Regions from separate parts of the Mus musculus genome. Here region 1 is linked to region 2. A link is a loop called in an ENCODE intact Hi-C map of the cell type or tissue named here. Cell type or tissue: heart. All regions are shown on one strand. Each heading gives the region's core, and the rest is flanking DNA. Links, peaks and the distances in the headings are about the cores only.

What was found. Peaks named below come from ENCODE experiments on the same cell type or tissue, not always from the same donor. Only the 100,000 strongest peaks of a DNase experiment are listed, where the experiment ranks them.
Region 1: a loop joins it to region 2, with 2.4 times the contacts of the local background. A loop is called at or near these places in 3 of 42 quality-filtered maps.

What each region holds. Positions count from the first base shown.
Region 1 is chr2:58,526,547-58,539,282 of GRCm38, forward strand. Acvr1 (activin A receptor, type 1) reads right to left here. Exons shown (of 12, transcript NM_007394.3): 2 at 11,232-11,327. Among named protein-coding and RNA genes, the nearest start is that of Acvr1, 34 kb to the right of the region's middle. In heart, for the core only: no CTCF peak of the experiment used is centred there; DNase peaks (open chromatin) are centred at 5,905, 7,025 and 7,265; H3K4me3 peaks cover 515 bases; H3K27ac peaks cover 3,525 bases.
Region 2 is chr2:58,471,127-58,483,862 of GRCm38, forward strand. Acvr1 (activin A receptor, type 1) reads right to left here. Exons shown (of 12, transcript NM_007394.3): 5 at 8,539-8,802; 6 at 6,479-6,690; 7 at 3,047-3,146. Among named protein-coding and RNA genes, the nearest start is that of Acvr1, 89 kb to the right of the region's middle. In heart, for the core only: a CTCF peak has its summit at 6,034 (motif pointing right); a DNase peak (open chromatin) is centred at 6,035.

The sequences.
Region 1 (12,736 bases), core at 3,547-7,546, 55 kb after region 2:
GACTCTTGATTTGGGGTTATTATTAATTAGGGTAGTTTTGCACCCTGCCTCATTTTGATAGATTCATCTTTAAAAATGAAATATGCCTGCTATTGGCGACATTCACACTCTTCATCACAAGCTTCCAGCTTCCACACCTGTGCTTAATTTACATCAGCACGAGCTGAAGCTCTGGCTTTCTGGCCATTTGCAATGTCGAGTCTCTGAAGACGCATCTTACCTGACAATTGATAGGAACGATCTATATTTACCATCAATAACCCAATTCCCAAAGGTGGCAGAATGACTAATGTAAATTAGGAATTCACCCAGAGCCTTATGCATGCCAGGCAAGGGTTATACCCTCCAGTTCAGAACCTCATTCACAGAGTGATTTGGCTTGAGTGACTGCTCAGTCACTTGAGTGTTTCATTATGTATCTTGAGTTGTCCTTGAACTTGCTGCATGACCATGGCTGGCCTCAGACATGCAATCCTCCAGTTACAGCCTCCCAAGTACTGAGATTATACAGGTATGCATCATCACAACCAACTTCACAAAGGTTTTCGTATCGTTTTTAATAAAAGTGGTCTCTCTTTGTCCAATGATTTTGGAAAAACAAAAAACTTACATGCGTTTGTATAAACTGGTTACTTTTAAGTCAACTTGGCACAAGCTCATGTTATCTGAGAGCAAAGAACCTAAGGGGGGAAATGCCTGCATGACATCTGGCTGAAGGCAAGCCTGTAGGGCATTTTCCTAATTAGTGATTGATACTGAAGGGTCCAGCCCATTGTGGGTGTGGCCATCCCTGGGCTGGTTGTGCTGGGTTCCCTAAGAAATCAGGCTGAGCAGGCCATGGGGAACAAGCCGGTAAACAGCACTCTTCCATGGTCTCTGCATCGGCCTCTAGGTTTCTGTCCACTTGGAGCTCCTGCCTTGGCTTCTTCCCTCAATGGACTGTGATTCAAGATACATAAGCCAAAAAAACTCCTTAACTCCCTAAGTTGCTTTTGATCATGGGGTTTCATCATAGAAATAGCAACCCTAAGACACAAACGTGTGTGTGCGTGTGTGTGTGTGTGTGTGTGTGTGTGTTTGTGTGTATGTCTGTGTTTGTGTGTGTGTGTGTGTGAACTTTATGCTATACCTGAGTCTAAGAAGAAACGCAAGGGGTGGGGTTTAAGTGCCTAGGTTTAATCCACAAGACCATCAGACAAAATGCAATATTTTAATTCAAGAAAAACTAGAAATAATCTGTTATCCCAATGTTTCCCCAGGTGCTAATGCTCTCCATGAAGTTCCAACAGAAAGAATCTAACATCTAACCAGCACCATCTGCAGAAGTTGGCTTCCCCTGTCCTCCAGTCCCGGGTGCCCAGAGACTATCTGAGTTTAGTAGGCAGAAGAGAAGGACTCAGGCAAGGATTATCCAAAACAGCAGGGTCATTGGGCATGGAGCCTGCTGGTCCTTCCCAGTGGCTATATGGGAATATGGCAGAAAGTAGAGCCTCATTGAGATGGGCAGGGCAAAATACAGGTCATAATTTCAGAACTGCTTCCCTTGAGATGGGATGTGAAGGGCTGGAGACACGCTCAGTGGTTCGGAACCTGTACAGCTCAGACAGAAGATCTGAGTTGGTTCCCAGCACCCATGCTGTGCAGCTTACAACTGCCAGTAATTAACCTCATCTGTGGCCTCTGTGGGCACCCCTCACAAACATATTCCCAAGCACATACCCAGCCATACATACATACATACATAATTTAACTCTTTAAAGACAGGACATGAAAGTACAATGGCTACAGAAAGGAAATAACCTTAGCAGCCCCTGTGTTTATCGCTCACTACTGTCAACAATTCTTAGAAAAACTCGCTGTCTGTTTCAGAAGACTAAGCCCTAGTTCGTTGCATGAGCATTTTGGTCTCTCAGACTTTGCCTTTCTACTCTTTAGGTCCCAAAGGGGAGTGTTAATCTCTGGGGTTTTAGAATGGCTCATTTTCTTCTAGCATTGGCAGGAAAGAAAAAGCGAGCTTCTCAGTTTAACTTTGAAGGCATTAAGGGCCCACAGTCGTCCCTGGAGTTTGACCTGGAGCACTTGTCTTTCCTGTGCCTACAGTGACCTGCAGCCAGGCTTATTTTAAGACAAGACACACCACTGGTTCTACTGAGCCTCTTAGAACTTATCACCAGCCCTAAGCGGGTTTAACACACTATGAAGTTTCCTCCCATTGTTATGCTCTTTGGGTACATAAAGAGTATGGCCACAGTCGTGTCTGGAAACTTTTATTTTAAATATAATTTTGGATGGACTTTCCAATCATACACACATAAACACACACACACACACAAATAAAATATACCCATATTCTACACAGTAAGATCCTCATGTTTTTATAATACACATACATGGATATACATACATACACATACTCATATTGAATTATAAGTGTTTTTTTTTTTTTTGCACTGGAAATAACCAAGGAAGTTCTCTAGAAGAATATGAATGCTTCCCACCTCTGGGGTTCACTGGTAAAGGAACCCAGGATCTCATACACCCAGTCACTGCACTACCATTCCTCATACACACCATGAATTCATGGATACAGACATAATTGTCCACACACATACACACACATATATACACATACACACATATATCACATATACACACATACATACACACATACATACACACACACATATAATACACATATATGGATATACATACATACACATACATTGAATTATGAGTGGTTTTTTTTTTTCCAGTCAATGGTGTGGTCTGAATGTTTGTGAACTCCAGAAATCTTACATGCTAAAATCTAATACCAGTGTGATTAGATATTAGGAGAGAGGCCTGGAGCAGCAAGAGCGAGGGACCTCATAGGTTCAGTGCCTGCCTATGCAGGATAAATGGTGCTCCCTGGAGCTGCCTTTCAGTTCCCACCATGTGAGCACACAGTAAGATCCTCATGTTTTGTTTCCTTTCCCAAGGAAATGGCCAGCACACTGCACACTCCTGTCATAATCCCTTCCCCTCCCCGATACCAGTTAAACCCAGCGTGAGCCAGACAGCCGGAGTTAGAATCCCAGCCTTGCATTTGCTGCCTCGAAGGCCATAGGCACTGACTACACAGTCTTCATTTCCTTCATCTGTAAAATTAGATTAAAACTCATGCTTGCCTGGCACAGCTATTATAGGAATTATGTGAGCTAATACATATAAAGCCCTCAGAACAGAGCCTGGTAGGAAGAAACGCCATTTCAAGGTGAGTTATCACCATTACCGACACTCCCGTGACCATAACCCTGACCTTTATAACACTCATTTCCTTCCTTTCCTTAATAGATTTCACTTTTACCAACTAAAAAAAAAAAAAAAAAAAAAAAAACCCTGGCAGTCCCTCCAACCTGTCTCTGCTGACTTGTCCCAGTCTGAGAGCCACGGCAGAAGGCATGGAGAGGCAGGTGCTGACTCAGCCCTACTGGGTCATCTTCACTTCCACTATGAATAATAAATCACCTGGCGAGTCTCACAATGGACTGCAACCCAGCTCTGCCCACAGCTGGGCTAAAAACAATGGCAAGAGCAACGATCCCTCGACCAGGAGTGTTTACCAGCAGAATAAAGGCAACCCTTCAGACTAATAACCCCTGCGTGTGTGTTCCTATTCACGTCCCCCAGCCCTATTCAGGTTCCTGGCATCGGCCAGCAAACAGAAGACTGAAACCAGAGCCCCACCAGCCAGCCAGCCAGCCAGCCAGCCAGGTCTTCAACACACATTACTATTCTCCATCAATATGGACACACACACATCTACCAGCAATACTTTGAACCCATTTAAATGTCTATAAAGTATAGAAAGACAGACTATCACATCTGGAACTCACCCAAGATCTTGAAACATACAAAACTGATAGTCATGTCCTGACATTTAGACAATCTGCACTGAAGAGCTACGGTGGTGTGTCAAAGGCCATTCACTATCTAATATTAATTGCCAGCGGGTTACATTTCCTCAGAGCAGCCCCTTTGGTTTGCCATCTAAATAAAAACTACAGGAGGAAAAAGTTCCACACTTTTCCAAGGATGCCTAACATAAAGGTCCTGTCTAAAAGAGCAGTTTGTTCACAGATCTTACTTTGCCATCTGTAGTCAAAAGATAAACAAAGCCATGCTTGGCAGTGCTAGCCCTCATGGTGGAGCCTGCGAGTGGCCTTTGGAAGAGAGGTTTACAGCCAGAAACCTTGGGATAGCTCATAGTCAGAAAGCAGTTCCCATGGAAGAAAGACGGGCTGCCTCTCAAAGTAGTCCTTAATTGTCTCTCCCTCTGTATCTAATCGCAGTCTCCTCCTGCCTGATATTTCCTGGGCATAAACAAATGAGCCTCATTACTAAGTGAGCATATCACCAGGTATTTTCCTCCAGATCAACCTGCCCTAGCGATAGCCAAAGGGTTCACCTGGTAAAGAGGACTTACCACCAAGCATGAGAATCAGAGTTCAATCCCTGGACACCACATGGTGGAAGGAGAGAACCAACTCTTACAAATTGTCTGCTGCCCTCCACAGGTGTGTCGTGATGTGTACATGTGCACACACACACACATGCACACATGTGCACACACGTCATAAGAATATTTACCAGAACAGAATTATCTCCCCCAGGGTGCTTAGGTATGTGCCCTGTTCTTCTCAACTGCTATCCTCTTGCAACAGAAAGGCTTAAACTCTTGGGTCCTAGGTCCCCATCCTCAGGCAGTATGCAGGGGGACATCCACCCTTCACTGGTGTCCACTGCAACTGTGTGTCAAAAATATCCAACTGTGGGCACAATGTTTTCCTTCCAGATTCCGCCATGACCATGAAGAGGAGACTCTGTGACTGGGGGGTTTGTTCGTGTTTCTTTTACCTACAAAATGAAGCTAAGGACACCAACATCCCAGTATTTTCAAAACAGAAAAGGGGCAAATTAACCTAGACTGGAAACCTACAGGCAACAGGTAGGTATTTAGTCACCTCTTTTGAAGAGATAGGGCTGCCTGTCCCCTCAACACAGAGCCCAGTGTGGAAGGTGCCTAAGGGAGGCTTCATGTGAGCCAAGACTAAGGATTGCAGAATGAGTGCCAATGAGACCAATGTTTGACATCATTCTATTATCTTCTAGAATGACACAAAAGGGTGGTTGGTTTTGGGGTTTTTTTGTTTTTAATTACTGCGTGCATGCGTGCGCTTGCGCACGCATGTATGTGTGTGTCTGTGTGTCTGTGTGTGTATGCACGCACACATCACATGTACCCAGGCCTGTGTGATACCACAACACACCTACAGAGGCCAGAGGACAACCTTTGTGGTCTGGTTCTCTGGTAAATGCCCAGAATCCATCTCAAGTAATCCGGCTTGGGGGTCAGCACCTTTAGCTATAAACCATCAGTGAGATATTTTTTGTACTGTGTGCTTTGAACAGGGAGATTCAACAATACCAGGAAGGGGACACAATGTAATGTGTTGTTGTGACTCTTCTATCAAGCTTTAAAGAGTGTGTGATTTTTTTAATAGCATTTATATCCATGTCTGTGGTTACAAAACTGAACTAACCCAGACAAACAGTTTTAAATCTGCCAACCAGCTTCATTCTATGAGTAACCATTAAGTTTTAAACAGATGTGGTTCAATTTCTGGAACAGTGAACATTAAGAGGGGCTCGTCGTGGAAATTGTGCAAAAAGAGGAGGAGGGAGAATGGAGGGGAAAGGACTGGGGAGGATAAAGAGTAAAGGAAGGAGGAGGAGGAGGAGGAGCAGGAGGAGGAGGGGGAGGGGAAAGGAACAATAGAACCGCCCCCTAGCCAATCAGTGATAGCGGCTGCTGGCTGGACATACTTCCTCCCTCTTTGCAGCTGTCGTCTCCCGCAGTTGGCACCAAGCGCTGCCAATCTGGGCCTGGCTTCCAGTGAGGCCAGCCTTGTTTTATTGGCTACTTAGGCAGTGCACACACCATTAATGGAGTTTTTATCTCCCCTTTTTCCTGTCAGTACAGAACCAGCCAGTCTGACTCTGTTATTATCATTAAGAAAGCTTTTTCTCCCTCCCCCAGACGCACACGCTCTTTAATCCAAACAACATCTGGGAAACTCTTGCTCTATCATGTAGGAAGGAAACAGATATAGAGGGAAAGGTGAAACAGCACAGCTCGAGACTCCACTGAACAACCAATAAATCCCCAACAGGCAAACTTCTCTTGAGCCACCCTGGACCTCTGTCTGAAACGCTGCTGGTGGTCTCAAAAATTCACTGGGACAAGCCAGTATCACGTTGAACTGTAACAAGGCTATTGCCATTTTGACATGTACCAGCATTTCTTTAAAAAACAAGCAAAAGGAAAATTAAAAAACAGAAGAAAGAAATGGTGAGAAAATGATATATTGGAAATATCTTTGCTAAGAAGTCCAATTTAAAAAAAAATGTTTAGAAGATTCTTTTTTAAAGTGTTTTTTTTTTTCCTCAGAAAGGGTAAATACAAGGACCGTCTATAAGACATCACAGTGAGTCCATCAGTAATGTAGGAACTCACAGGAAAACCTGGTGTCATTAAACCCAGATAATACATCCTTTTGCCATGGACCGCTGTCTCCTTCTCAGCTAAAGTGCCCTTCTCCTTAGATCACGCTTTGTACGGGAGAGCCCACAAAGCCAGCCACACTCCAGTTCACACTGGTGGAGGAGCTTGCCGCCACGCAGCCCTTGGTCCCTTCCCTTAGTCTTGCTGTCAGAAAAACATGCGTGCCCTGCCCTGTATGTACTGCCAGCTCAAACAGGGCTTCCGGGGACCCAAGAGTAGGTCCCTCCAACACTGACCTTAAGTAAACAGGACATAAAAATGTAAGAAGTCCAAGACACAGGTGCCAAGCCGTCCCTCCCGCCCACTCTACAGTGTCTCTACTGCTCTATGACCAGCCACGTAAGGTTAGAAGTGTTTGCTTGCCCAGAAATGCTCATTTACGCCCAAACTGAACATCAGAGTCTCGGCAAAAGTTAACCATTCGCTCTTCCTTTTTCTATTATTGTTTCCATTCAGGAGAAAAGAGGAAGGGAAAGTCACCGAGGGTCTGAGCTACAGGCTGGTGCTCCCTGGAAGCTGGGCCTAATGATAGTCTCCATAAGGTAACGTGATCCTCTCACAGTGGGAGACTTGAGTAAGGGCTGGCCTCTCTCTGCTCTCCACTTTCTATTGTCCCACCCTGCAGGGCCAGCTGTTTCTGACAGCCAAATTGCTGCATGCTAAGCAATGAATGCTGTCAGGGAAGGAATTTTCATCTCTATAATGCATAGGCCTCCGTAGACAAATTATACAGCTTATGGTGCTGGCTGCAGGAGGCTGCTCCAGGCTTGAAGTGCTGCCAAAACACAGCCTGTCCTCCACGATCCCCAGCCCCAAGGTGACAAGGCAGTCACCAGAAATGAATCTGAATGGCCACATAGAATTGGGACATATGTTTTTCAGAGACAAACACAACCTGTGGGGAACAGCCCTCTCACACCAATCTACGATGTACTGGTAAAGTGTGAGCGCTCCCCAAGCTATCTCACAGCACAGAGCCACCGAGCACAGCATCCTTTGATACTTTGACATCTTGTGTCAGCCCAGACCAGCAGCACCTCCTTCAGCTCTCTGCTTCTGGGGAAAATTAGACTTACCCAGAAGACATTACTACTTCTCAGAAGGCAACAAAATGGAAGAGACCCAAAACTAGTGCTCGTTTGTGGTAAAGAAGGGTCTCAACGGGTGCTTTAAAGAAGCATCCCACCACCACCGCTGTCCAACCCCCACCCCAGGTTCTCCAGTAAGGACGCCAACCTGGGATACCAAGAGCTCCTTTTCTGAGTCCATGCTGAAAGACTACATCAACCAGCATGCACACTGAACTGGATTTGGGGTAGGATGTGGCCTAGACTGGCCCACCCATGGTGAGTTGCTTTACTGGGGCAACTAGAAAAGAAGAAGTTTGGTTTCCTCGGGATGCTTGAATGCGGAAGACTATGCCACGGCACCCCTGCCATCATAAAGGGAAATCCTGTCTGAGACTGAGTCTGACAGAGGAAGAATGTGAGCACCAGGACAGGGAGTGGGGGTGGGGCAATAGGAGGTGGGGACAGGTTCCTGGGAGACTACTTGCTGAGCATTGATCATCCCAGATCTGAAGCAGCCACTCAGGGTCACCCTCCCTGGGCTTTTGAGGCCTCACAAAGATGCAAACTAAGCATATACATCCTCTCTCCTCTGACAGCATCCAAACCTTCTACCTTCTCATGAAAACCAGGACGAAAATCAAACATTTCCTTGAAGCTCTTTTGTCTGCTGTAAGCTGGCAATGGGACGTTCGGCCTAATTCAGACCCTTCTGTAAAGCAAGTCTAGATGTCTGACCTGAATTCATGGAGAGATGAGCCGGGGAGGCTCGGGATCTGCATTTTCCTTTGGTGTTATACACCTTCGAATGGAATAAGTGGCATAAAGAAAATCGACTGGAACCTAGTGTGTAGGCTTGGAGTGGTGCAATCCCAGTACTTACACGGCTAAGGCAGAAGAGACATCATAAGATTAAAGCCAGCATAGGCTACAAAATAAAACCCTGTCTCAATCAATCAATCAATCAATCAATCAATAAATGAATAAATGAATGAATAAATCTCAGATCACACAGTCCATGTCAATAAGACCAGCTACAAGGAGGCTAGGAACCCCTGGAAGCCATGAGCAGAGCAGTAGAGAGGACAGCTCCACTTTGCTGGCCACTCCAGCCGGTCACAGCACACGCACCTGCATGCCATGAGCTGCCAAGGCCGTCACTCACTGGATCCTGCAGCCGTCCACTTTATCATTAACCACTGTCTGGCAGACAAGGGCAGGGTCCAGATCAAGAACATCCAGAATGGTCAGACAGAGGAATATGCAGACCAGGGTGGACTCCCAGCCACTCACAGCAAACTATAAATATCCTCGTGGCTGCAGACCTGCCTGCGCCACAATCCGCCCCCCACCCCCCCACCCCCGGTGGTTACAGAAATACAGCCAGGACTTTCTCCCAAGAAAGTCAACCAGGCGTGGCAAAAATAGGAGATGTACACACAGCCTACTCAGCACCATGGAAGGCCTTACGTCTAACCTCTATCTTGTCCATCCTTGGCTGAGAATAAGCTGTACAATATAAATATGGTCAACGCCGCTGGAAGGGGAAGAAGAGGAAAAAGACCAAGCTTGCCCTTCTCCTTTAAGACAATCACAGAGTCCCAGAGTATATTTGGCTTTTACAAGGAACCACTCTATAGAAATATCCCTGGCTATGAATAGTGTTTTTATAAACAAACAAGCAAACAGAGCCAAAGGCAACGCTCCTTACATTGACCTTCCAAAGTGCTCATACGCTGCTGCTCCCAAGTATAGACAGATCTCTTCAACCAACTTCCTGCTCCTAGCAAGGATCATGCTAGCAATAAAATTCACAGAGTGCAGAGGGCATTCTGGGCTCATTGAGTTCACTACCGTCCTACCCACATGTTCATGCACTTTCCCATCGAGATGCTATAAGTATCTTTGGTATCCTCTCACTTCCGGTAAAGCAGCAGAAATGATACTGTACTCAGGGAGGCTCAGCAGAAATGATATCATCCACACAGAAACCTTTTAATGAGAATGGTCACTCTGGGCAGAGGTCTGTTGTGAAATTCACCTGTTACTAAAGACTCTCCGTGAGAACTCCAGGTTTCCTAGTTCAAAGGACAACATGTTTAATCACACCGAGGTTACAGAAGCCCCACAATGCAGAATAAACGTCTCGGGCTTCACCAGTTATCCCTTAAATCATTTTAGGCTGAGGATTACCTAGTATGCACAATGTCATGGGTGTGAGCTCCTGCATTCCAAAACATGGGGGGGGGGGGAGAAAGTGGGAGCAGAGGGGGAGGAATTTCATGCTAATCAAAACACTTCTAAACCAGCTAGCCCTATTGAGTTTGGAGGTAGAAGCCTCAACGGAAAGGCACGTAGAGTCTCAAAAAAGACCTCAGTGTATCAAGTGGGTCAGATCAGAGAGGCAACTGCAAAGTAACAGGATAGCTACCCATAGCCACTGTTGCCATGACTGACATAGGCCAGAGAGCACCAGCAAAGTCAGAGTCTTGCAGGAGGCCATGTGTAACATCCCCAAATCATGTGCCTCTGCCTCAACTTCTCCTGTATAAGAAAGACTAGCAGACACAAAGTTCTGAAGAGTCTCAGGTACCAAACATTGCTGTGCTAGCGATTTATCTACAAATTATTATCCTTAATCCTCCCAATATACACCATGGTACAATGAGTTATCTCCTTTTTATAGCTAAAAACACTTGAGGTTCCCAGTACTTACGTAACTCCTCCAATATCACTCTGCTAAGGTGTGGTAGAACAGCAGGCCAGCTCCACAATGCTAACACTCCAGGCCACTTGGTCCACTGCATTATATGCCTTTGCAATTCCCTCTCCACTGGGACACCTCAGCACAGGATTAACACTTTATGGGCGTGTCTATTGTGATGGGACACTGTCACTCTAAGTAATGGTTACATTACAAGGACTTTACCACTCACTGGATTTGTCTATTATAATAAAACTTAAGATGAAATTGATCACTAAATACCAATTTGGAAATAACAAAAGGGGGGGGGGGCTAAAATGAATCACCACCTTCAAATGTTTTTGTTCAAGAAAGTTCCAGTGTCACTTTATAGCTTTAAGAGTATTTAGAATGGCTGCATCCGTTCAAAGTAAGACAGGGACAAGAGGAAACAGGAAACACTGATAACCTTAAAATTAAACCAAATAAAGCAGAGCATAATCAGCAAAGCAGCCGAAGAACCATGCTCCCAGGAAAGCAATACACAGCACCTATGCATGCGGAGACACGAAATAAAACAACCATCCCCTATGAATGCCTGGCTGCCCTCCCTGACCTGAAGGCAGCCTCCACTGCACAGCGGGAGATCATCTTCAGGAACCTGCAAGCATCTTCTGGGGATGGTGGACAGGATCCCCACACTGAGGAGGATGAAGCCAAACTCCACTGGCAAGGATGATTCAATTCCAGTGAAAGTAAAGATTTCCAAGAGGCAGATGCTGCAGCAAATTCTCAAGTAACCGCGACAAGTCTACCTGCCAATAGGCCTCAACCTTCTTCCAGCAGACCTCCCAAGCCACCGTCCCAGCCAGCTTACCCGGCTTCTCTCTGCTCATCCACTGCAATATCACCTCTGTTCCTTTTCCAGACTTCCACTGAAGGGCTGGGTGACACGGGGGCAGCTCCTTTGTTCCTACCAAAAAGGAAGAAGACAAGACATTAACAAAACAAACAAAAGGTGGTGTGGGTACCCCAGTCAAAGAAACACTCCGTGACTTCAGGCTAAGGTGGTGTGGGTGTGGTCATTAGTGTCACCTAGAAGGCATGTCCATATTCTATTTCCTAGGGCACATGGTATGTCTTCATTCATAGAAGAGGCCCCCTAAATGTTTGGGTGCTCAAGGCTTGGGCCCCAAATAGGGGTTCAAGGTTTTGAGATATGACTACAAGGGCTGATTTCCTCCATGGATTAATCCCACTGATGGATTCACAATTTGATGCCATGAGACTGCAATGAAGAAACTAAGCCCAGAAGTAACCTTCTGTTTGTTTCTGGACACACAAGCCACAGTCAACAAGTTGCCCCCTTTAACTTGTTTCTCTCAGATATCCGCCACAGCCACAACAGGCCTGACTTACACGGAGCTTATTAGGAATAGGGTCTTTACAAATTAATTACGCTAATTAGGTTAAGGATCTGGGGCTGAGATGATCCTGGATTATCTGTGTGGGTTTTAAGTCCGCCGATGACAGGGTCTTTACAGAAGATGGAGGGAGAGAAGGAAAGAGACTGTGAAGAGGGAGGTCCAGACTGAAGTTATCCAGTCACAAGTCACGCAAAACTGGATCAAGCTGGAAAGAACAAGAAAGGAGTCTGCAGTCACACACCTGGAGCACAGCCCTGCTGGCAGTGTCTGACTCCTAGAACCTGAATAGAGTTGACTCCTATCACCAGAAGTCATCAAGTTTGCAAGAGATAGCAAGGAAAATGGCCTTTGGGATAGGAAGAGGACAGGACCTTGAGCTTGTAAGCTAGAGGAAGAAACGGCACTAGACGCGGTCCTTCAAGAAAATAAATCCATGATGTGCTGCGGTAGGAATATCAATATAATACTAAAAAGGAGAATGAGCTAGCTCTGAGTATCTGATAGTCCTTCCCTTTGTCAAGAAAAATCCTTGAAAAACAAAACCTGGATGTCCACATCCTTAACTCCAGAACTTGGGAGTGCTGTTTACTTGACAAGGGACTCAGCAGATGCAATTAAATAAGGATTTGGAGGTGAGCTGATTATCCTAGATTATCCTGGTGGGCCCTAAATATAACCACAAGCTTCCCTTTAAGAGGGGGACAGGGAGAAAGTGGAGAGACCACAGGAGCAAAGATTGAAAAAAAAAAAAAAAAAGTCCATTACAAACAGAAGGGGCCACCAGCCCAAGGCAGCAAATTCCTCCTGAGAAGCCACAAAACTGTAAGGGAACAAACCCTTGTGTTTTGAGCTTTAAAATGTCATAACTTGGCAGAGCAGCAATAGCAAATTAATTTTTATGTTTCTATTCTGTTCTGACATTCAAGTTAAGTTTTTCTTCTCTGAAATCTTCCTG
Region 2 (12,736 bases), core at 3,689-7,688:
AAGAAAATATACGACATGGTAGGTGGATTAAATCAGAACAGAAATCTATTTTAATGGCTGTCAAATGCTTTTTGCTAATGTAATCTTATGTCAAAGCCACTAAAAGAGTGGTACAGTTCCCCAAAAGTCCCTGGCCAGAAAGTCCCACAAAGAGGATGCATAGGGCTGGAAGGGTTGACATGGTCAGATCCCCACGTTCTTGAACTAAAGTGATCATCTATCCATCTTTTCCCGCCAAGCTACACCTTGGACACAAAAACAAAAAACTTCTGAACAGGCTCTCCACCCACCAGGCTCTAATGTCAACCCCCAAAATGCAATAGTTAAATTTACAGTGGTGAAAAATGTTGAAGAGCATCTATCGAGTGCGACACTGTAGACAGTTCAGAGGAGCAAGACTCTGGAGCCAGTCTCTGAGGTATGTGGGACTATCTGTGAGTGATGGGTTGTTGGGGCAAGAAGACAGGAGCAGCAGGTGCATGGCCCCTCTGCTGCCTGCCATCACTACCCAGGTATCCTTGTTCATACACAAACAGGATGCCAGTTAGACGTCAAGACAACCATTCTGGTTGTGGGTGCTGAGTGCCTCTGTTTTGTTGTTGTTGTTTTGTTTGTTTTGTTTCTCCATCTCTTTCTAGTCTTAGTCAGTTGTGGTGGAGCTGCAGAGAATGGGAAATAGGAACAGTAGGTGCAGACCTGGGGAAAAGGTACCACAGCTCCTTTGCTGGCCCCTGTGTGTCACAGGCAAGCCGTGCTGCCCACTGCAGATCTTACTACTAGATTTGACACTGTTCCTCCTTCATATGGCAGAAAGCGCAGGGACCAGTTCATAATGGTCAGCTGCTTCCTGTTGTTTTTAAAACAAAATCCCAAACATTTGGTATCCCGAATGAAGACTCCAAAGCCAGATGCTGTGGTGAAAGCCTGCTAGCTCCGAAAGGCAGAGAAAGCACCCGGCTGACCTTCCTAGTTCACCATGTCCCAGATGAAAAAAGGCTCTTTCTCCTCCATGATATAGTTAGATACCCCTCAACTCAAAGACCCGCCTTTCTCTTTCCTGGGTTTTCCTATGTTCACTCCCTGTCAACTGGTTGCTTGCCCTGCCTCTTGACCTGTGGCTGACTTTATAATTCCATTCGAAGAAAGCTCTTTGGATTAAAGGTGTGTGCTAGGGCTGAGCCACACCACCACAGGGTTTTTCTGATTCACAATGTGATCAAATAGCCTGCGACAGCGTCCGCCAAACAGACTGTCAGAAGGCAGGAGCTGCTATAGCCACCCAAAAAGCCTGCTCACCAGAAGGGGTGAGACAATACAAGGCATTCCTACACACCATCTCAATGAGAAGCTGACAAAACCCGTCATGCTACCTGCAAATATCTACACTCCACATACAAATAGTGAAACTGAGGATTGTATTTAAAATAAAGTGTGATCGCTTCTCGGCCTTTTGGCTAAGATCAAGTGTAAAATAAAGTGTGTCCTTCATGTGTGGGGGGAATGGGAAGGGGAGGGCAGCTACGTATATATACGTGACGCTAATACTGGGTGTTTGGCTCAGTCACTTACTTAATTGAGACAGGTTTCAGACTAAACCTAAGGCTCACAGATAAACCTAGACTGCTTGGCCAGCAAACTCCACAGATCTTGCCCTTTCTGCATCCCCAGCACTGAGACTATAGGCACATACATACATGCCACTGTGCAAGCTTTTCTACATAGGCACTGGGGATCAAAATCCAGTCTTCATGCTTGTGCAACAAGCACTTATTATCTGAGCCATCCCCTCAGCCCTGAAAATCAGGACTTTAAAACTCTATTTGGCCATAGGGATGTATACTTATAATAACCCCCAGTACTCAAGAGAGAGAGGAGAGAGCATCAAAAGACGATTCTCGGCTAGATACCGAGTTTTGGGTCTGCCTGGGCCAGAAGAGACCCTGTCTCAAAAGCTAGAAGAGCATTCTGTACCAGCCTCATGGAATTCATGAAGCCGCCACCGCCGTCACCATCATCATTTTATTATTCTTAAATCATGCCTGACCCAAAAATTCACAATTCCTGGAATTCATTCTGCCAATTCAGAAGACCAAAGAATGTGTGCCAAATCCTTTTCACGCATCTCTGCTAACCTGCTAGCCGAACTGACCGTTGCACCGCTTTTTAAAGTACTTCTGATAATTCCCAACACCAGACGAGGTGTGTGCATTCTGAACAATGAAGGAAGGTGGGCCTCTGAGGTGGTTCAATGGGTGAAGCGCTTGCCGCAAAGCCTGATGATATGAGTTCAACCCCCAGAGCCCATATAAAGGTACGGTGTGAGAACCAACTCTACAGCACTGTCCTCCAAAGTCCACGTGTGCTGTGGCGTGCACACACCCACACACATACGTCATATACCCACATGCAGCAACAGCAGATTTTTTTCTTTTTTTTAGAAATTTTAACGGATAAAGGAGTACAATTTTTTTCACAATTAATATGCTGACCTACACTATGTCATAGGGAGAAAAATGAAAGGCTATCAAAATGTATATAGGTCTTCGTACTAAGCACTTAATTAAAAAAAAAACATAGTAAGGTTCACTCGAGTTCTTAAATGTATATTTTCATAAGCTCTTGTGTCTAATTGATACACAGTAACTTGACATACTCACTCTTCCTGTTAGAGGAAGGAGACGCTAAGAATCCTGGGGAAGACGCAGCAACTGACCTTACTATCCAGAAGCCCATTTCCTTCAGATCAGTCAGCCCCTGTTCAACGCAGCCTCGTGGATTCACGCTAGGCATTGTCTGTTCTAGTCAGGGATGACTCTCTTACCACAACTTCAGCAAGCTCTCAACCGTGAGTCACACAGAACAGAGACCCCCATGGCTGTCTCACACCCCCTGAAGTGGAATAACCACATGGTTGCTTGGCACCTCCTGCATTTAATGAGGAAGCAATAATAAGCAACAAGAAGCAGACTTTTCCAAGCCCTGGCTGACTTCGAGAATCACAACCAACATTGCCTGCTGCCCAAAAGGAAGGGAAACATAGAATTACCGACACACTCCAACAGGGTTATCTGGCGAGCCACCGTTCTCTGTACCAGGAAAGGAAGACCGGAGCCACTTCCTGATGTACACGAGTGATCTAGTAGTTCCTGTGATGTAAAACAAGGAGAAAAAGAAATCACTGAGCAACAGTGCCCGCTTCAGCGTCCTGCAATACATGCTGTGGGAACCCACAGGATTTCCAGCAACTCTGGACATGTGACCCATTCAAATGCCTGAAAATCTCCTTTGAAAGGACTAGTTATATGTCTTGGGAAACTTAGAAGCGAAACCTACAGCAGGTTTTCCTGATGGATAAGTCATTCTTTCTTAAGCTCTATAGAGTTTTCTAATCAAATATGCAAGGAAGGAAACAGAGCTAAGCTAACGCGCACATTAGAAAGGCTACGGGGCTGTGCGTGAGGAGTCAGTAGGAAGAATGGGGGTGGGGGATACTTGAGCACCAAGAGCTGGGCATTGTCTACTATTATCTATTCTGCTATGTCCACTAAATGTCTATCAAGTGATCTACTTCGGTTGCCTTACAAACTAAAGGTGTCTAATTGGAAGCAAGCAAATTAGGACTATGAAGAGCCAAGTGTAATATCTGTAATGAAAAGATTCTAATAATATGTGGGTCATTAAATTGGTACTTATAGGTGTGTGCGTGGGTGTTTCTGTGGATGAAGATTCTCATTTTTTTCAGGTAATATATGAACAAGCAGGTCACTAAATTAACACCTACTTATCATTTTTCCATATGAACTGCAAATTAGAAAGGAAACAGGAAAAAAAATATATATATATTTCACTTAAAACATAACACCAGAGTCGCACATTGATTTCCCAAATGAGCATACTGGCAAAAGGCTGCCAGTTAGTTCATTCATGAAGTTTTCTTTCACACTCTCAGCAAAGGCCCAGCGGCAGGACCCGGCCTGGACTATCTCTAAGGCACAGACAGCCTTATAGCCATGGTGATGGTGGAAAGATTAACCCAGCCCAAAGTTCTTCCTTTCCCAACACATAAACTGGCCCATTAAAGCAACACATAGATTTCTGTGAATTTCATCTTCTCTCCTTTCTGTGGAGCAAGACCGTGAGATACTGTGGATCAGTAAGATTACCAAAAGCTAAACACTCAACATAAGAAATTCAGAACCCCTAAAAGTCACAAAAGGATAATCAAGAAGAAAAAAAATGTGATGAAATAGGCTTCGTGTCTCCCCAACAATTCCCTCTTGCCCTGCTTGGTGACTCTATTCGTTCAATTATTTTTGAGGGAAAAAAAAAAAAAAAACCCTCTGCACATTGAGCTGTTGCTTTTCCATGAGGCATAGTTTTGGTTCTAATTAAGTGTGCAGATTTGGGAGATGGGGCATCAGGCAATCAAGCAAAGACTAATAAAGACCTACCTACCTCAAGTTCTGAAGGCCCAGCCGTGGGCGAGCTTCAGCAAGGTTACTCTTTGTCAGCTCACATAAATGAACATATTGTTTAAATAAGCAAATAAGGACATCTCGTTATTCCTTACTGTGTCATTATATGGTGACACTCTGTCAGCTGCGTGGCTGGGCTGTGTTGAGAAGACTGTTATGGCGCAGGCTTTCATTCCCATTTCAAAATCCTAAAAGCTATTCAAACAGTAATTTACACTAGATATTCCAATTACTGCCCTTGGTAATTAGACATGCTAGCAGCTCGGAGAAACACAGTTCTGACTAATCTACATTAGCATCTTGCTTTGCCTGTCGGGAATCATCGTCATGTCTTTCTGCTACAAAAATCTCATAAACCCCACCTCCTTTCCCCTACACCTTAAACCAGACTTCTGGACAAACATTTCATGGAAACAAGGTACACCCTTTCTCCCAGTTCCACCACATCACAACTCAAATTGGTATGCAAAACGATGTACACAGGCTAACTTGTTCCTCTTTCATTCAAACAGAACCCTGATGGGACAGGAATCAGGGCAAGACAGTTCCCAGCCTGGATCCAGCATTATTAACGTACTGACACCTGACTACAGGGGGTACCTATGGCTGCCCAGGTCTAGCATGTGAGCCAAAGATGACCACTGCTTAGCGTACATCTTTTCCAGAAAAGCAACAAAAGGCAGTTGTAGAGGAAGCCTAGCTACAGAATTCCCAGGCACTTACGGACTTGTCAGGTAGTGAAGCCAGCCTGCGGGCATGACGATCTGGGATGAGGAGGGAGCAAAGCATTAAACAGCTCTGAATCACATTACAAAGATAACTTGATTGACTTGCGACTAGCTAGATTGTGACAAGGAAAGAGCTGATTTGGTTGTGTTGTTCGCACCTAACACCCACAGAGCTTTGTCTTTTGCAGAGAAACCATGTAGTATCCATGGAGAAGGCTGTTACTTTATTCTTCTGCACTCTATAGTAGGCTGCTTATGGTGAGTGACCTACTTCCCCGAGTTAACTAAAAGTTTAGAAGAGTAACTAAAGGAACACTTACAGTATCGTGCTATAGCTTTAAAATGCAGGAGTAATTTTAAATTTTTATTGCACATATTTGTTTGCTTATTTGTTGGGGGTAGGGGGAAAGCCTTGCCACGGTACATATTTGGAAGTCAGAGGACAGCTTGTGGGAGTTGGTTTTCTCCTCCTACCCTATCAGTCCTGGGGATTAAATTTAGGTCATTAGGCTCAGCAGTGAGCATCTTTACCCTCGGAGCCGCCTCACGGGCCAGGAAGAAATTTCCAAATGTATAAATAATAGCATCTTCTATGCTGAGGAAGTAAACTCGGGGGGGGGGGGGGGGGGTTCCTAGCACCAGGTAACTGACTTTGAAAACTTATCAAATATATCAACAATTTTATTGTATGTTGAAATGATAAAAGGTATAAACGGTTTGCTTTTCCCCCTATTTACTTGTTAAGCTGGCTACTCAAGCATTTTAAACTCTGTATGTGCTATGCCCAGTTGTACTAGAGGACCCTGGTTCAACCAGCCGACTACTCGCCACAAGGGGGCAGTACTGGAGCATCAAAATCTTAATGGCTACTTCTGGAGATGTCAAGTCTCTAAATTATGGCGGATGCACATAATCTAAAGGGAAAAGGATTTCTTAATAATAATGAAAAGATGCTTCCTTTAAAAAAAATGTTTGTTGTTACAAATAGAGTAACTGAAGACCACCACGTCAAGTTCTTTGAATCTCTGGTCCACCAACTATTCTTTGTCCCTTTTCCTCACATTCTCCAAAGAAAAGTCACCACCAAGGATCTACTAAAATCTCCTAGCCCCATCCCTTAAGTGCCTGTCTGAAACGGATGTCCTTGGCTTTTAGCCCAGTGACTAGTCACCATACATGTCTGCATAGTCATTGTTGGCTTTGCACATTCAAAACAAGAAAGTGTCCACCTCCATCTCGTTATTCGTAGGCCTCCCTCTGGGGTCACAAACTCACCGCTAGAGTGCTGTCTCCCACATTGGTGGTGATGAGCCCTTCAATGGTACCATACTCCACGTCTCTGGGGTTCAGGCGCTCTTGATTGCGTCTCTTAAACTTCCTGAGAGCAACTCCAAGGATGCAAGCTAAAAGACATACTGCAAACACCACCGAGAGGATGATAAGGCCAACTTCCAGGTGGAAATTCTGTGTTCCGGGGAAGGACTTCCCTGGAGAATGGGAAGAAAAGAGTAAGTAGGCGTGGAGACCACAGTTTTCTTTGTTATTTACCAATATCTTAGGTAATGGCTCCTGATCCCGACCAAACCATCTCACGTATCAAAACAATTCACAACTAAAATACTTCCTAACATTTAGACAATGGCCCAGACACTCATTTAAGTGATCAATTAAATAGAACTGGGGTTTAGAAAGGATTCCACCAAGAATCAACTGTATTTTAATGCATGAATGCTTAAGAGCTTCTTAAATATAAGAGACACATAATCCTTGATGTTAACGCTTATGAACGTGGACTTCAGATGCAAAGATGCTTTTCAACGAGCCCTGATGAACAGCCTCTATACTGTAATATCCCAGTGAGAAAGCGCTGATCTCCTCCCTAAGCTTGACCTGTCTCAGAGTTCCCTGCAGCCATCCACTCTCTACTTAAAGGTTCCTTTATATTGTTTCTTTAACTCCCCAAGTCCTGAGAATCAGGCCGGTGCTCTATAGTGCATACCATCTGTATAATTATTCGTAAAAGTGATTTAATAAGTGACAGATATTGTGGCCTCTCAAATAGGACATTCCTTCCAGGAAATGTCTTCTGTGAAAACACTGGGTGTTGGGAGAGTGAAAGGGCTCAGAGGGTCTCAGGAGTTGCTGCAAAGCCTGACAGCCTGAGTTTGATCCCTGGAACCCACACAATAAGAGAACCAATTCCTACAAGTTGTCCTCTGACATGCTCAACACACATGTGCAAATGCAGGGCCATGTGTGCCTGCGCTTTCGCACACACAAACACAACCAAGTCAACACATAAGTAAAGGTGTTGCGTAGTGTGCAGCATAATGTGTTCGTGAGGATCTTCACACTGCTGGCAAGGTTTTTGTGTGAATACAGATGTTTCTTCCTGTCCATCCCTTCTTTTAGCAAAGGATTAACTCAGTGAGCATAAGGAAATGACCTGTGAGTTAATTACTCAAATAGCCAATCCTTTTTCAAACCCTTGTGTTTGATCCTATTTTTATATCCCAATGTAGCCTGTTCTATCTACCCAAAGGGGGTCATAGTAACTTCAAAACTGCCATGTGACCTATTGGTCTTTTGGTTTCCAGCCTCTTGCCTCCTTCCTGCCTTGTGACAGTCCTAGCAATGAAGGCTGTGTGTGTCCTCTCTTATCCTATTTGTGCTTTCCCTCTTCCACAAGGACAAAATCATATAATTAAACCTATTAAGAGGTACTGTACATTACAAGAATAAATTTGGCTTGGGGTGAGCCTATATTAATATTGACAGTAATGTGAGATAAGACAATGAGAGTTCACCATATGAGAAAAAGAGTTTCAGAGGAAGACCGACTTCCAAAGGGTTCAGAATCCATAAGAAATACATGAGGGGAAATGGCATAACTTCAGGGCTCATACACACCCTCATCTGACTTCTGTTTCAGAAGGCTAGGGATCTGATTTGGAAGGGTGGGCAAGGCTTCCTTCATCTTCTTCTTAACAAGGGAAAGGCACTTCACACAGACACCAAGCTAGTGTTCCTACTTCTCTCGAAACACACATGCCCCATACACCCATTTGTGATGACCTGCAGTCAGCGAATCCGTCCCCTTCACCCTTCCTCTGGATGCATGTCACATCACTCACTTTCCCCAAAACATCACTCTCCTTTTCAATCCCAAAGGCCATGCCTTTGTCTTCCTCACCCAGAGTGACCTTCCATGGCCCAGCAGCTCTGGCTCAGCAAGTCGGAAGAATGCTTCTGGCTACGCAGATCCTTAACCCACACAGACTTGGGGCAACCCTCACAAAACCCCTTGATCTAGTAATAGAAGGAGCCATGGGAACCTTTAGTGGGCAGCTGGGCCGTGATGTTCCTGTTACACCAGTCCCCTTGGCAGCACTCCACAGCCTGGCCAGGTGACGGCGGGGTCTTACACGTCATCTTCCCCTGCTCATAAACCTGAAAGCAGCCCTTCTGGTAGACGTGGAAGCCATCGTTGATGCTCAGAGAAGAAAAACACTGCTGGCCTTCACAGTGGTCCTCGTTCCCGCAGGAGAGGCCCTCACACACACACATGTAAAGTTTCTGGTTGACCTTGGGCTTCTCATCTGCAAAGGAGAGGTGAGGAGGAGAAACAATTCAGTTCTATGAGCTTCGCCCCTTTCAGAGTTAAAAAAAAATCCAAACAGGTTTCCCTAAGATCACCCCAAACCCAATCACAGAACCATCGACTCTGACCAGCGTCTACACTCCAGATTGTCACTCAAACAATAGCTCCATCTCAGTCTATGAATGTATCTGCCTTACGTTGTGCATCCATCCATCCTCCCGAGGATTATGCTAGCACAGAGAGTGGCATTGTGATGCCCAGACTCCTGACATGGAGTCCCTCTCCCATATCCATAATTCCTGAATCTAAACTAAATATTTGATGGCAACATAATGCCTGGCAAAGTTATTTTATACAAAAAGTGTAGGGGGGGGGGGGCTCCTAAATAAATACTTGGCAACAGTTAGCACCAGTTCCTGCTAGCTCTGTACTTGTAAGCAAATGATGTTTCAGAACTTAACTGCTTCAGAACACACTTGTACGAGAGTTTGTAGCTACAAACCAGAGTTACTGTCATGTTCAGCTAGACACTAGACCACCACCTGTGATGAGAACACTTGTGTTTGTGCACTGGTTAAAATTCTAACAAATAGCTCTTAAGAATCATCTACTGATAACCAGGAGAGGTGATGCACGCCTTCAATCCCAGAACTCGGGACGCAGAGGCAGCGGATCTCTGTGAGTTCGAGGCCAGCCTGGTCTACAGAGTGAGTTCCAGGACAGCTAAGGTTACACAGAGAAACCCTGTCTTGAAAAACAAAAGAAAAAAAAAAAAAAAAAAAAGAGGAATTGTCAACTGGTAAAGAACATGGGGGGAAACTGGCTTTAAACACTCAGTCCAAGGGCCCAAACAAAGGGAAGAAAGCTGTATGTAACAATTAGGTAGCAGGTAGCACCAGGGACCAGGTAGTCCCTGGCGATGTCAAGAAGCTGAGTCACAGCAGAGGCTGCACCATCACCCCCTCGCCCTCCCAACTGCCTTCTGAAAACACTCATTTGCAGTTCCGCTTTCACATCTCGTCCCTCCTCCCTCATCGGGATGACTGGTTCAGACTTGCTACTTCCAACACTTTTAGTCAGCAGGGAAGGGAAGGGAAGACAGAGTGTGCACAGAGGCCAGTCCTTAAGGCTGTTCCTTAGCCAAGGCCACGGTCAGCAAAGCCCTACTCAAGGAAATTCAGCCCCCAGAGCTTGTCCAAGGTCTGTGGCACAGAGAGTGAGATAATTGTCTTTTGAGAGAGACAGACAGACAGCCAGGACAGAGACAGAGACAGAGAGACAAACAGAGACAAAGATAGAGACACAAAGACACAGATAGAGAAAAAGAAAGAAAAGAAGGGAAGGGGAAGGGGAAGGGGAAGGGGAAGGGGAAGGGGAAGGGGAAGGGGAAGGGGAAGGGGAAGGGGAAGGGGAAGGGGAAGCGAGAAAGAAAGAGGAGAGAAGGAAATCAGGTAGTGGTGCTTTTAAGAGAAGACCTTAAAGTAAAAATGTCAAGTTCACTTACACAGATTTATGTGGGTGTGTACAGAGATGTGGGTTATCTCAAAAAGAAAAGAAAACTGTTGCTAATCTTTCTTCTTCCCTCTTCAAAGAAGTGGAAATATAGTTCCCTGCCCGCTGTCGTGTGGGTGCTACATCCCACAGCGTAAGTACACGCAGGCACACAGACACGTCCTTCTGTTTATAATTGACTTGTGAGTTCTTTTGAAAACCACAAGGGGCTCATCCCAGAGCAAAGACATGCCTGAAAGCAGAAAATCTAAAATAGCCACTGCCGGTGCTAAGTACGTCACCAGCCTAACCCTCAGAATCCAGAGCTTTCCGACATGTTTAATGAGTGAAAAACCTTTAATGAGCAAAGAGATCATCTTTATTTGACACAATCTAGCAAGAAGTTTACACTTATCAAAAGAGAGTTGAAAGGTAATATTTCTAGGGAGCTACACATGCTTGCCACTCTTGAACGGGATGAAGCTGGGCCAAGACCTGTCAACCATGCTGCCCAACATGTGACCATTCTTTGAAGGAACTGGATAGGGGAGGGGAGTTGTGGAGGAAGTTAAAGGCATCACATTGATTTGTGTGTGACCTGAAAAAGAATGTGATGACTGTATTTTAAAGACTGAAATAAGGCAACTGGTGCAAATTTAAAACACAAACACTTTCACTGTAAATGGTTTTTAATCACACGTTTCCAAAAACATACCTAATATACTGAAAAGTATATCTGGCTGATGCTGGGCTGGGGAACGAAGAGTTAGTGTTGTGAGGAAGAGATAAATGAAAATAAGATAAAGAGTGACTTATTTCACAGAATGATAATAGATAATCAAATACAGTTAGTCACCATATTGTATATAAGGACTACTATAAATAACAACAAACTGTAACAATCTCACTCATCACTGGGCCTATAGAATGGATGGTACGGTTCACAGAGGAGCACATGACGCATGCCGGAGGTGCCCTAGATTTACCTACAGCAGTACTTGTCAACGTTCCTAAGGCTGCAACCCTTTAATATAGTTCCTCATGTTCTGGTGACTCCCAACCATAACATTATTTTTGTTGCTTGTGGTGATTTGAATAAAAATGGCCCCCATAGGCCCATAGGGAGTGGCACTATTAGGAGGTGTGGCCTTATTGAAGTAGAAGTGGCTTTGTTGGAGGAACATGTCACTAGGGGTTTGGCTTTGAAGCTTAAGCAAGGCCTAGTGTCTCAATTACTTTCTGCTGTCTAAACCTCTTAACCTAAAAGCCAGCCCCAATTAAAAGTTTTCCTTTATAAGAGTTGTTGTGGTCATGGTGTCTGTTCACAGCAGTAAAACCCTAACTAGGACATTGCCACGTCATAACTATAATTTTGCTCCTGTTTTGAATCGTAAGGTAAATATCTATGTTTTTCAATGGCCTTGTACAACCCTTGTGAAGGGGTCATGGCCCACTGAGTGAGAACCACTCATCCACAGCATCACAATAAACAAAGAAGTAAAGCAATACACATAAATAACTGTATGGTCCAAGGCACACTTTGTAGTCTAATTATAAGTTCTTAGTGAGAGCTAGTTTCAAAGTTGCAGCCTAAATTAAACTCTATATCCATAGACATAGGAAAAAACACTGCTTTCTCAAGGTCTCTTGTTTTTGACAGGATAAAATAGAGAGTGTGTGACAGATGTCTGGGCTATAACCTAAAGAATTTCACCTGAAGCAAGAAGCCTCAAGTAACTTTAACATGTAGTGAAATTCAACTCACTAAACCCACTTGTGCAGTGTACAGAGGTGTGAAGCAGCTTTAACCCTAATCAGCATTTACTCCTGCAGAGTCTCCCTAAGTCTCCTACAACCTCCTACATACTTCTTACATTTATACAGACAGAAATAAGAGTTAGGGACTGGACTGCTTTTCTGTTGGTGACTCTTCTCAATCAAATGTCAAAACCCATGGTTTACATACCCTTGCTCTCAACACTCAAGACAAAGAAAAGTGGCCAAGGGAAAATGGCTATTCGTGGGATATAACCACTAACTCCATCTTTGATATGGAACCAGGAGCCAAACCCCAGTTAGCACTGAGTACAAAACCTCCAGTGATTCTGGCTCTCTCACGCTGTTCTCCCAGCATTTCTTTTCCTTAACTGGTACATCCCCATAAAATGAATTAGCAAATCCTTTATGTATTTATTTTATACAAACACACAAATATAAATGAAGACTTTCAATTCATAATTTAAGAATGGCATCCCCTACCGTGCTGTGGTGACACACGCCTTTAATTTCAGCATTTGGGAGGCAGAGGCAGGTGGATTTCTGAGTTCGAGGCCAGCCTGGTCTACAAAGTGAGTTCCACGACAACCAGGGCTATACAGAGAAACCCTGTCTTGAAAAAACAAACAAACAAACAAACAAAAACAAACAAACAAAAAGGACAT